2 separate regions of the Homo sapiens genome follow, and region 2 is linked to region 1. Evidence: chromatin contacts called from ENCODE Hi-C or POLR2A ChIA-PET data. All regions are on one chromosome and are shown on one strand. Each heading gives the region's core, a stretch centred on a gene start or an enhancer-like site at or near the end of the contact. The rest is flanking DNA. Distances are from core to core; before and after follow the strand shown. Region 1 holds the start of PLK1 (polo like kinase 1). Region 2 holds the start of USP31 (ubiquitin specific peptidase 31).

Evidence for each region. A loop is a pair of places that touch in the nucleus more often than their neighbours do. ChIA-PET counts read pairs that join two places held with the same protein, here RNA polymerase II (POLR2A). Pooled maps may share reads with other maps.
Region 2: a loop to region 1 is called in a pooled map, with 10 times the contacts of the local background. The contact joins the promoter of USP31 here to the promoter of PLK1 in region 1. A Hi-C loop is called at or near these places in 1 of 37 single-sample maps with no recorded cell type and 6 of 50 pooled maps. POLR2A ChIA-PET finds 5 or more read pairs at or near these places in 1 of 52 experiments (AG04450).

What each region holds. Positions count from the first base shown.
Region 1 is chr16:23,677,296-23,680,932 of GRCh38, reverse strand. PLK1 (polo like kinase 1) reads right to left here and starts at 2,044. Exons shown (of 10, transcript NM_005030.6): 1 at 1,593-2,044; 2 at 681-849; 3 at 1-19. The coding sequence starts at 2,000. DCTN5 (dynactin subunit 5) reads right to left here. Exons shown (of 6, transcript NM_032486.4): 6 at 3,461-3,637.
Region 2 is chr16:23,147,499-23,151,135 of GRCh38, reverse strand. USP31 (ubiquitin specific peptidase 31) reads left to right here and starts at 1,684. Exons shown (of 16, transcript NM_020718.4): 1 at 1,684-2,498. The coding sequence starts at 1,866. RefSeq lists an enhancer at 1,284-1,503 and silencers at 1,684-1,783, 1,934-1,983, 2,084-2,183, 2,314-2,543.

The DNA of each region.
Region 1 (3,637 bases), core at 795-3,294:
GTTGCCAGTCCAAAATCCCCTGGGACAGAGGGAGGAAGAGTTGGTACTTAGATGCCAGCCTCTGACATCTGTCAATGCAGAAGGCTAGTTAAGGTTTGACCATCCAGAACCAGGGCCATCTGATCCCACAAGCCTCTGCTCCTTGTATGTAGCAAGGCTTGCCCAGGAATCTTCCTCCCATGCTGACACCAGGGAGGTGCCTCCAGTGACACTTCTCACCCCTCCTTTTAGAAAGGGGCTATGCTTTGAAACAGGAACTGACAGGGATAGTAAAACTCCAATGCCTTCAAGGATCAAGCAAGTTAACCTCCAAGACTTGGCAAGTCTGTGAAGAATAGGGAGGAGTAGAGACTGTGGCAAAGAAGTCTGAAGGGGACAGCTGTTTTCCAGCCCAGCAAAGGGCTGCCCTAAGAAAATGCTGTCCTCGTATTACTGAAGCTTTCACCTGTTTAAAAGGAGTTCTGAATCAAACTTTTTGTTCAATCAAACCTTCCAATTTAAAAAATAAAAACAAATTCAAATTCTTTGTAAAAAAAAAATATTGCATTGGGGCACAAAAAAATAATGCATCTGTAGGCAAGATACTGACTTGTGGGTTGTCTCCTTCCTTTCTCCCAGCCTCCTCCAAATTCCAGCCTCTTGTAGTGATGTCAAGCACCCCTGCAGGCTCAGCAACTCACCTATTTTCACCTCCAGATCTTCATTCAGGAAAAGGTTGCCCAGCTTGAGGTCTCGATGAATAACTCGGTTTCGGTGCAGGTACTGGCAGCCAAGCACAATTTGCCGTAGGTAGTATCGGGCCTCAGGCTCAGTCAGGGCTTTCCTCCTCTTGTGCAGCTCCAGGAGAGACTGTGGGTGGGAAGGAGAGGGCAGGAGGGATGGGGAGGTGGATTGAGGCCGGTGGGGAAGGGAGAGGGTTACCAGGCAAAGGAAGCACAGGACTGGACTCTGGACTCCCAAGGGATGAAAGAGGGGTCTTGGTGGGTTTCTCTCCTTCCCTATGCCCCCACCCCATTCCTTCTCCAGCACAGCGGCATCTGGACCCTGCCTTAACACTGTCCACAACCATTCGCAGCACCCCTTCTCCTACTAGCTTCCCCCCTTACCTGGGGGTCCTCTCTCAGCCCCACTCCGGAAGCTCCGAGTCCCCAGCACCAGATCCCTTTCCTGACTCGTATCTCCCCCGGAAGGCCCGAAGTCTGGCTCCAACTACCCCCCCACTGACCCAGCTCCACCCCAGAAGCTCCCAGGGCGCGGCATCACTAACCTGGGACTCCTCCCTGGGTACTCCAGGGCCCTAGCGTCCATTACCAGCACCCCTCCCCCCAGCACCTCGCGTCCAGAAGCTGACTTCCCTATCAGCAACATGACTCAGACTCCACTTCACTGGAACCCCCTCCTCTAGCAGCTCCCAGAGCCAAGAAGCCCTTACCAAAGACACTTTCCATACGTAAGCGGGAGGCTCCCAGCACCCTTCTCTAGCAGCTCCAAGTCCCAGGCTCTCCCTTGCTGGGTACTCTTTCCAGCAGCTCCAGGTCTGGGCGCTCCAACTGCCCCGCAGGCAGTTCCAGTTCCCCAGCAGCGACACTCACCCTCCGGCGGCAGAGCTCCAACACCACGAACACGAAGTCGTTGTCCTCGAAAAAGCCGTGGAATCCTACGACGTGCTGGTGGGCGAGGCTGCGGTGAATGGATATTTCCATGGACATCTTCTCCCTCTGGTGCGGCTTGAGCAGCAGAGACTTAGGCACAATCTTGCCCGCGAACACCTCCTTGGTGTCCGCGTCCGAGATCTCGAAGCACTTGGCAAAGCCGCCCTTGCCCAAAAAGCGGCCCCGCACATAGCGCCGCCGGCTGCGTGGGTCCACTAGGACCTCCGGGATCTCTTTCGCCGGTGGAGCCGCCGCCGGAGCTCCGGGAGCTGCAACTCCGGGGACCCCGGCTTTCCCAGGGTCGGCCGGTGCCCGTGCCAGCTTCCCTGCAGTCACTGCAGCACTCATGCTCCCGAAGCTGCGCTGCAGACCTCGATCCGAGCAGAGCCTCCGCACCGCTCCGCTCCTCCCCGAATTCAAACGCGGCGCTGGGAACGTTACAAAAGCCTGCGCGCCACTGATTGGCCGCGGGGATTTAAAATCCAAACCCGCCCGCCGCGCGGCACCATGGGAGCGCCCTGCGCAGCAGCAGCCTTTAAACCCGGACCCAGCCGGGGAAAACCTGATTGACACGGACGCCCGAACACGTGGGATAGCCTGGGAAACCAAACCCGGCGTGGATGCGGAGACCCAGCCCCGAGAGAGGAGGAATTCCTTCGGGGTTTCTCCCTTTCTCGGGCGTCCGGGAAAGCTCCTGCGGTTCACTTGCGCCTCCTCCAGGAAGCTTTTACTTAAATCTTCCTCTACCTCGGGGCCAGGGAACAGTAGCATCGCCATCACCTGAGAGCTTGTTAGAACCGCAAAGGCAAACGTTCAGGCCCTACCCCAGACCTCCCGAGTCAGTGTCCGCCTCTCAACAAGACTGCTCAGGTGATTCCTACACATCCTGAAGTTGGAGAAGCACAGTACCAGAGCCCCCCATGATGCAACGAAGCTGTCTGGCCTCCTCGCTACTGAATTTCCCAGGGCCTAAAATAGTGGACACTCAGTTTCTTGGTCAGAGGGAGGGAAGGTTGGAAGAATGCCTAGCAAACTGGCAGGTCATAGCCAAATGTGTCTTGCGGGGTTTTGTTTGGCCTCCCCCCACGCCTTTTTTTTGTGTGTGTGACGGAATCTTGCTCTGTCGCCCAGGCTGGAGTGCAGTGGCACGATCTCAGCTCACTGCAACCTCTGCTTCCCGGGTTCAAGCAATCCTCCCGCCTCGGCCTCCCTAGCAGCTGGAATTACAAGCATGCACCACCATGCCCGGCTAATTTTTGTAATTTTAGTAGAGAAGAGGTTTCACCATGTTGGCCAGGCTGGTCTTGAACTCCTGACCTCAAGTGATCTGCCCCTCGGCCTCCCAAATGCTGGGATTACAGGCGTGAGCCACCGCGCCCCGCCATTGTAAAACATTTACAGCATTTAAAAGAGGAGCTCATAAAAGTTGGGATTTGTGGCCTTTCCTGAAAAAAATCAGCTCTAGCTACTTACTCTGTGCCTACATGCTTTCAGTTTGCCACAGTTTACAGCTACACCCGTTTGTTCTGTAGGTACTTGAGTGGCAACCCTGGAACAGTAAAATACCCACGTTAAAAGCTCTTTCTCTGTGCCTCCTTAGCACCCTCTGATCCTTCATAGAGCCCAGCAAAAATCAACCATACTATAAGCATCCTTCACCTGCCTTGCAGCTAAGCTGAAGGACAATGAGGACAATGATGCCGTCCTTTCTACCCCATGTCCCAAGCTCCCAGAGCAGTGCTTGGTAAAAAAAAAAGGGTACTTACTAAAATGTTGGCTGAATAAAAGGAAGACTTTGAAAAATTAAGTTATTTTGTACCCCTATAGTGTGAATTCTTTTTATTGAAATTTAATACACTTACAGAAAAAAATGTACATATTATAATTGTTCATAGAGCTCAGTGAATTTTCACAAACTGAACAAATCTGTAAACCACACCCAGATTGAGAAAGGGAACATGACAAACACCCTGCAAGTCTCCCTT
Region 2 (3,637 bases), core at 435-2,934, 530 kb after region 1:
CTGGAGGGGGTGATATCTAAGGTGGGACTTTAAGGATGAGGGGAAGTTAGCTAAGTAGAAAGGTTCTAAGTTAGCTAAGGAAAGGTTCAAGGGAGAGGGAACGGCTCCAGCAAAGGCCCTCGAGTCTAGATCAAACTGCCCAGAAGTTGAGGGCCATTGCATTCACATTTTAGTGTGAATAATCAGATGGCTTTCTTCCTGGTGTCCAGATAAGAATTTTGACTAAGAGGAGAGTGGAGCCGATTAGGGACAGTGCAGAGCACCCTGGAGATGTCATCATAGAGCCCTACTTACATTGGGGAGGGAGGTCAAAGGTAAAAACCATTTACTTTGAAACGTGGTGTAAGGTGGCCTTCATGTTTTAAAAAGGAGGAAGGGCTCTCCCTTCTCTGATTTCTCTCTTCTGCCTCAGGACTCAGACTAGCCCTTTTAGCAGAGGGGAGCCTATAGAGAGGAGGTCATATACTAGTTGATTTTGGACTAAAGGCATCCCAAAGATGTACTATTTTTTGCTCCCTGCACTATTTTTTTTTTAATGGAACCAACGTTTAAAAATAGGATTTCTGCCTTCTCTTAAAACATCAGATGATCTGGTAACGCTGAGCTCCTGTTCTCACATGGGAACAACTGGCTGGAGCTGAGTGGCAGCCACCTCTTTAGAAAGATGTTAATTTGAAGTCTGCTATAGTCCCCATCATTCCTTATATTTCCCCCAACACTGAGACCCAAGTCACTTGAAAGTCAATATGATGATTCAAACACCAGGATTCTTCACTCATTTGTGGGTTTGTGACCTGTGATATTTGTGGATTCGTGACCTTTGGTTTAGAGGTCAAGTATAGGGGTTGTAAATAAAACTTGGGTTTGAATCAGATAAGAACTGTACCAATCTCAAAGACGGTGAATTAAAGATTAAAGAAAATATTGCATGCTTGGCATAATGTGTGGAACACAACAGCTATTGTAAACACCCAGTAGGAATGTAAGCTGCAAGAGGGCAGGTAGAAACCGTGCTAATTTAATCCGCTGGGGATATGACATTTGATTCTAATTTAATAGGTTTAATTCTTTGCAATATCCCCAGTAACTGCTGAATGAATGAGTGAGTGAATGAATGAATGGAATGATGAATGATGGGAGAGCCCGGAGGAGTTTTAAAGGCTGGAATGAAAAGGAAAGTAGTTATGATAACAGCGTTTCGCTGGGACTCCAAGGTGCAGCCAGGAAGAAAAGCCCGCTGGGACGTGCCAGGGTCTGTGACTGCGCTCCGCTGGCACCCAGAGGGTAGGTATCTGCAACGTCCCTTGGGAGCCAGACAGGGCTGACTTGCCCAGGACCTGTCAGGGCCATGTCCACCAGCTCTTGCACGGTCTGGTAACTGACAGCATCCTGATTCCTGCACGTTCCCGCCTCTGCCATCTGACCAGCAAAGACAGAGACCCACCCCGGGGATCCACCATCCAACGGGAGCCCAGCCTTTTCCTCCAAGCCGGGACGGCGCCCACACTAGACATGGCCTCCCTCGGGCTTCACGCAGCAGGACCGCGCCCGCAGCCTCCAGGCATCGCGTCCGGCTGGAGAGGCAGCTACCGTCCCACAGTGAACATGGCGGCCGAGGCGGCTTCAGCGCCGGGCGGGCGGCGCCGGGAGGCACGTCACGTGAGCGGCTCAGCTGGGCGGACCGCGCGCGCGCCCGCTGGCCCCGCCGGCCGCCGCTCGCTCGCTGGCTCGGCTGCGCTTTGAGGTGTGTGGGGCGTCGAGCCCCCGGGCCCGGTGAGGCGCGGCGCTGCGGGATGCGGCGGCGGCCGTGGCGGGGCCGCGGGCCGGGCGGGCGGGCGCGGTGATGAGTGTCTGCGGCCGCCGCCATGTCCAAGGTAACGGCGCCTGGGTCCGGGCCGCCGGCGGCGGCGAGCGGGAAGGAGAAGCGCTCCTTCAGCAAGCGGCTGTTTCGGAGCGGCCGCGCTGGCGGCGGCGGCGCGGGGGGCCCCGGGGCGTCCGGGCCGGCCGCGCCTTCCTCGCCCTCCTCGCCCTCCTCTGCACGCTCGGTGGGCAGCTTCATGAGCCGCGTTCTCAAGACGCTGTCCACGCTCTCGCACCTTAGCTCTGAGGGCGCCGCCCCAGACCGCGGCGGCCTCCGCAGCTGCTTCCCGCCCGGGCCGGCCGCCGCGCCCACGCCGCCGCCGTGCCCGCCGCCGCCCGCCTCTCCCGCGCCGCCCGCTTGCGCCGCCGAGCCGGTGCCCGGCGTGGCGGGGCTCCGCAACCACGGCAACACGTGCTTCATGAACGCCACGCTGCAGTGCCTCAGCAACACCGAGCTCTTCGCCGAGTACCTGGCGCTGGGCCAGTACCGGGCGGGGCGGCCCGAGCCCTCGCCTGACCCGGAGCAGCCTGCGGGCCGCGGCGCGCAGGGCCAGGGCGAGGTCACTGAGCAGCTGGCGCACCTGGTGCGGGCCCTCTGGACCCTGGAGTACACCCCGCAGCACAGCCGCGACTTCAAGGTGAGCCCGCGCGCCGCCGCGCCCCCACTGCACCCCGAGCCCCTGGGGCACCTGCCCGCCCAGGTCTTCCTTCCCTCGGTTCCTCTTGGCCCGGCAGGCTTCTGCATTGGTTGCTCCGAGTGGTCTGGGCAGTCGACCAGTGATTTTAAGGAGATTCATTCATTCATTCATTTATTCACTCACTCACTCACTCAAACATGTATTTATTGAGAACTTACTACATACGTGCCCATACTCTGTGATAATAGGCAATGGGAGTGACGTTGCAATGAACAAGACTATCCGCCTTCATGGAACTTGCATTTTTGTGGGGTGGGAGTGTTGAGCATGGGTTCAAATCCTGGTTCTGCCACTTACTAGCAATGTGACGTCGGGTAAGTTAAGCAGCCTCTCTGTTCTTACAGTTTCTTCATCTGGGGGACCTACTTTGTAAGGTGGTTGTGAGCTGCAAACAAGTTAATATATTAAATCGAACACTGTGGAATTACCCATATTTAACCGTTTTTTATTTACAGATTGGCACTTTTATAGGGTTCAACCTGATAAGTAAAATACTTCCATATCATGTGTATTTGCTGCTATTATTTTTGTTATTAAAGACTTGAAGAAGTTAACGAGATAATATCAGATAGTGGTTTGAAGAAAGAAAAACCTGCTGCTGTGATTGATGTGCTGACAGGCTACTTTTTATTTTTATTTTATTTTTAGAGACAGGGTCTTGCTCTGTTGCCCAGGCTGGAGTGCAGTGCTCACATAGCCTCAAACTCCTGGGCTCAAGCAATCCTCCCGCCTCACCTTCCAGAGTATTTAATAGCTGGGACTACAGACACACACCACCATACCTACCTATTTTTTATTTTTAAAACACTTTTGTAGAGACGGGGGTTTTGCTGTGTTGCCCAGACTGGTCTTGAACTCTTGTCCTCAAGCCACTCTCCCCGCTTTGGCCTCCCAAAGTGCTGGGATTACAGGGGTGAGCTATACATCCCTGGGGGTATGTATGGCCCTTGGCCAAGCCCTCCTTTGCTGTTTGCTGGTGGGGCTGCAAGTGTAGTGAGAGGGTGAGATTTGAGAGCCGAGTGGTGGGCTGGGACCGGATGGTATGGGACCATTTAGGATGCACTAAGAAATTGGGCGGT